Regions from separate parts of the Mus musculus genome. Here region 1 is linked to region 2. A link is a loop called in an ENCODE intact Hi-C map of the cell type or tissue named here. Cell type or tissue: left cerebral cortex. All regions are shown on one strand.

The links. Hi-C counts contacts between places; a loop is a spot of excess contacts. Peaks named below come from ENCODE experiments on the same cell type or tissue, not always from the same donor. Only the 100,000 strongest peaks of a DNase experiment are listed, where the experiment ranks them.
Region 1: a loop joins it to region 2, with 9 times the contacts of the local background. A loop is called at or near these places in 21 of 42 quality-filtered maps.

What each region holds. Positions count from the first base shown.
Region 1 is chr9:121,246,844-121,249,343 of GRCm38, forward strand. Ulk4 (unc-51-like kinase 4) reads right to left here. Exons shown (of 37, transcript NM_177589.3): 16 at 2,082-2,128. Among named protein-coding and RNA genes, the nearest start is that of Gm34735, 22 kb to the right of the region's middle. In left cerebral cortex, a CTCF peak has its summit at 1,291 (motif pointing right); a DNase peak (open chromatin) is centred at 1,301.
Region 2 is chr9:121,373,498-121,375,997 of GRCm38, forward strand. The region is part of intron 1 of Trak1 (trafficking protein, kinesin binding 1); the gene reads left to right. Among named protein-coding and RNA genes, the nearest start is that of Trak1, 7.8 kb to the left of the region's middle. In left cerebral cortex, a CTCF peak has its summit at 1,276 (motif pointing left); a DNase peak (open chromatin) is centred at 1,180; H3K27ac peaks cover 1,178 bases.

The sequences.
Region 1 (2,500 bases), 130 kb before region 2:
CTGTCCTACTAAGACACATAAGATCATGCGATGCCTTACTAAATTTGGTTTCCTATACGTAGAGCAAACTTGGAAAATGGAGACAGGAAAACGTTAAGACCTAAAAGCAGCATTTGAAAGAAAACAACAAGTATCGGAGAGCGGTGGGCAGGGTGGTGTACACCTCTAACTCCAACACTCAGGAAGGCATAAGGCCAGGAGGTCCAAGCCAGCCTGGGCTATACAGTAAGACACTACCTCAGTAAAATGTTTTTAACTGATTAAAAACAAAAACTCTTTTTTTTGCAAATTTAATTCAATTTAAATAGTAAAGGGGTTTTAAACAGTGCTAGAAAAAACCCAAGTGGCCTGAGTGCTGTGGTCAGTCTTGGCGCTAACCACTGCCTGGCACTCTGTGCCCTGGCACACGCCCCAGCCGAGTGAAGAGGGCAGACCAGAACAGCACCATGACCACAGGCATGTTGCTGTCTTCATGCATCTACTTCCACCACAAAAGCCAGAGTGGCCCCAACTTTAAGAACAGGCTTCAAGAACGAGGAAGAACAAGCTTGCTAAGGAGAGCCGGTCTTTCCCAGTTCCCTGACTTAAAAGATGCTGACGCTGTCCAGAACTCTTCCCTGAAGAGACACAGCTTGGTGAAGAGTTACTACCGCAAGGTGACTACGAGAAGGGTGCAGACCACCTGACAAGCGCAATCGCCGTGTGCACACAGTCTCAGCAGCCGCTGCAGGCATGGACCAGCGTTCCAGACGCTTCTGACCAAACTTCCACCCATGAGTCAGAAACTTGCAAGTGCTCAGAACCTGGCTGAAGATGGTGTAGCATGAGCCAGCAACATGACAGATAACTCTCAGTTTAAAATGATTTAACAGCTAGCTTCGAAGCTGATTGGCTGGGGAATACGGGCAAATACCCTTGTTACACTGTCCTACACTGAAGTCTACAAAGTTCACGTGTTTGGTGCAGATCCCTTGTTCTCCAGTGAAAAGTATTTTGGTTGAGATTTTCATTCATTATCCAAATATCATGGATTTCATTTGTTCTTAGGACATGCAATTCAAGTAAATACATTAGAGTGTTACTTGTGTAAAAACTCCCAGTGATCAATTTTAAAAGATTGAAAAGGAGTATAAAAGACAGTTAAATAATACACATTTTAGAGGCTAGCACATTTTACTGTAAGTCATAAAATTAGATAGATAATTGTGTTTGTGAAAACTGAGCATTAAAATCCTGCAGACAAAAAAAAAAAATAGAAAGGAATAGAAGCACTTTCAAGTCAGCAGGGGGCGCTGCAGACCAGGAAATGACATCTGACAAACAGCAGCCCAGTTCTGTCTGCTGCAAGAACAGCACTGAGATACAAGAAAAACTTCCTTCCAAAGCCTTTCGAAAACTCCACGGATGCCCTCGTATTTCACCATGAGGAGAAACTGCTGTCACACCTCTGTCAACCTCAGCATTCCATCCTGAGTCTCCAAGATGACACAGATAATCCCTCCCCCACCTCCCCTCCCCCCTCCCCCCCACCATGGTGCACCAGACCTCTCTTCTGGCCCCACAGTCTGCCAAGGATCTACTGAGTAGGTGAGGACACAGCCCCATTCTACAGATGCGAGCACTGAGGCTCAGTGAACGTGATTTCCCTGCGGGTGAGGTAGGGCTGACCTGGGATCCCAACTCTACACTTCTGCATCCCACATAGACTCCTCCCAGAAAACAGTTCCATCATGTGATCAAGCCCCAGCAAGAGGAGCCTAGAGCCTGCAGCTCCCATACATGAGCACCGTGCATGATTGTCCCATCAGTTTCCATAATACCGTGGGGAAACTCCTGCCACCGGAGGAAGACAGAGGTGTCGGAGGCAGGCACAAGATGAAAAACCCAAAGGTGGGCCGATCTCACAATAGACACCCAGAGAAGGGACAGCCTTCCACATTGGGACAACAGGCAGTGGCTGCGAGTGTCTCATGGTTACCGCAGGCTCACTTCGGATGACTTAGGACTGTGCTTATGATGAGGTATCTGGCAATAACTACAAAATCACAAAGAATGTGCTTTAAAATACGAAGGTTACTTACATATCCCAGTTAGGAGCTATCCGCAGGTGCTGGATTAGCAACTGGAACTAGAATTTAAAAAAGAAAAACATCAAAATGTAAGTTTTATTCAGAACAACATCCAAAGCAATCGGTGAATTAGCAGGGAAACTTACACAGCTGGGGTAAGTGAGACTCCCTCCAGGGAGGTGACCACTGACAGACATGGAACCTCAGCCAGTGTGCCAGCAAAATAAACATAAATAAGAAGTAAGAACTGGGGGCTGGAGAGATGGCTCAGGGGTTAAGAGCACTGACTGCTCTTCCAAAGGTCCTGAGTTCAGTTCCCAGCAACCACATGGTGGCTCACAACCATCTGTAATGGGATCCAATGCCCTCTTCTGATGTGTCTGAGGAGAACTACATTGTACTCATATGCATAAAATAAAAAAATAAATAGA
Region 2 (2,500 bases):
CGGATACCTTAGGGTGAATTCGACCCCAGGACCCATTGCAAACTGAGGCTGAGCAGGCTGTCTGACCCTTGGTCTGGATGTGGAATCCTGGGAGAAACAGAGGGGAGGCTGGAGACAAGGGCATGAAGGTCCAGATTTCAGGACTGGTCATTGTGTGGCTGGCAGAGGCCATGTGTGATTCCCACTGCAGCTGAGGAGAACCAGGAACTGGGAGGTAGGGAGTGTGTGGTGGCCACTGCCTGCACGAGTGGCTGGACTTGGTAGAACACACCACCTGTACTTGTGCATAGGTAGAGGAATTGGACGGGGATGGGTAGTCATGGGGAGTCTGGGATCTGGGTCTATGAGATGGTTTGAGTCTCTAGCAAGTAAGACCTTCTTCAGTGGGCCAGTGGACCTGAGATGCCCGAGGAATGCAGATCCTAAGGGAGCCACCCAGACCCACACCCTAACTCTCACCTCCAGGCTCAGTCCCAGCTGGACGGACCCAGGTGTTTCTATAAAAGCCCAAGACAGACTAAGCTCCCAGAGGGAGGGAGGTAGGCTTTATTTCTAAGGCTCTTTGGAGTTCTGGGGAAGGAGCTCAGGGCTTTGTGCACTTAAAGTGAGCCACCTCAGTCCAGGGTCCATTCTAAGGACAAGGACAGGCCCCATGGGTAGGACCCTTCCTGCAACCCCTCCCAGGAACATGAGCCTGAAAGGCAGCTAATGCCAGGGCTGTTCCCCCTTGTGTGCATCTGTTCTGGTTTGAATCTCACGGCTCAGCGCGACTTTAACAGCTGTTAGCTTATAAACTGAGGACACAGGCCCTCCAAGGGATGGCTGAGGAGGTTTTTATTGTGGATATGAGGGAGAGTAGAGCTGTAGGCATCTGGAAGAGTCTAGAACAGGGGAGAAAGTAGTGAACATGGCCAGCAGATTGGACTTGGGCATGGGAGTGGGTGTGGGGCTGGAGGGAGGAAGAGAGGATCAAGAAGACAGAAGGCCAAAGAGGAAGAGAAACAGGAGAACCAAGAGCGCAATGGCCTAATGACAAGCTGTGGAAGGAGGGCACGGGGCAGAGTGAGATCTGAGAGGAGCCTGACAGCAGGCAGTTTTTTTTTTTTTTGCTCTTCGGTGTTCGTGCACGTAGAAGAACAAGAGCATGCATGCCATGTAGCAGTCTTGGAAGTTTCTGGGCTCATGTCCTTCCTAGGCCTGTGATTGGCAGGAGGACCCGTGAGGCTGGGAGTGTGGTGTTGTACCACCACCTAGTGGACATATAGAGCACTACAGCAGCTGCCCTATTCCCCCACACCCTGTGTTTCCATCTCCCAGAGGGGTCTGTTATTGTAGCTGTGTAGATTGTGGGAAACCTTCTTTATTCACCTCTTCTTGGCTTTGCTCCCTGGCCATTCTGAGCACTGGAGACTATCCTGGAAATTGGCCTTGTAGTGGAGGGTGTGACCAGAGTCAAGTTAATCTCATGTTCCTTGCCTGCGTTCCCTGGGACAGACCTTATCTATTGGTGCTGCACTCTGTTTGCGGTGCTGGGGATTGAGCCCAGGGCTTCCAGCATGTTAGGCTGCACTGCCAACTGAGCTATGTCCTGTCCCTGCCCTGCCCAAGCTTTCTGACATGCTTGGAGCCATGCCACGGGTATCAGGTCTGAATGATTCTGCACAGAACGTACGTGATTTGCAAATGGTAAACTTGACCTTAAGCCCCACATTATCCCTGTGAAGCCCAAGAAGAGGCTGGGGTCAGCAAAGTGACTCACAAATGCTTGTCCTAATTTGTTCTGGGCTAGGGAAACATCAGTTCACATCTAGTCACTTAACAGCTATAAGGAAAAGATGAAGTTTGTCTGTTTTGGACAACAGCTTCACCTGATACCACTAATTTTTCTCTGAATTAAAGAACTTGAGGGCCGGGAGATGCCTGAGCAAGGATGAAGACCTGGAATCACATTTAAAAAAAAAATCCAGGGGTGTTATTCTCTGCCTGTAATCCTAGCACTTAGGACAGAGACAAGCAGACCTCCAGGGATTGCTGGCAGCCAGCTGAGCCTAACCTGTGGGAGCCAAGAAAAGGGGAGAGACTCTCTCAGAAAACAAGGGGAACAAACGAGAAAGACACCCAAGGTGGGACCTCTAGCCTCCATAGCCGTGTGCACACATGTGCACGCGTATGCACACACACAGCCCCTATAGCCATGTGCACACATGTACATGCGCATGCGTGCACACACACACACACACACACACACACACACTCACATACATGTGCACACACACACACACACACACACACACACACACACACGCTCAGAAAGAGGCTTTGCCGAAAGAGCTGGTAAGACCCTGATTCCTTAGGGCCCCAGGCTCCTCCTCTCCTTTGGTTTTACCATTTTCACTATGGCCACCACCTTTAATGTTACCGCATTCCTAGGAAGGTCCAAAAGCTCAGGCCATCCCTGACCAGCTAGTCTGTACCGATGGACCGTCACTTCTGTGGTGGT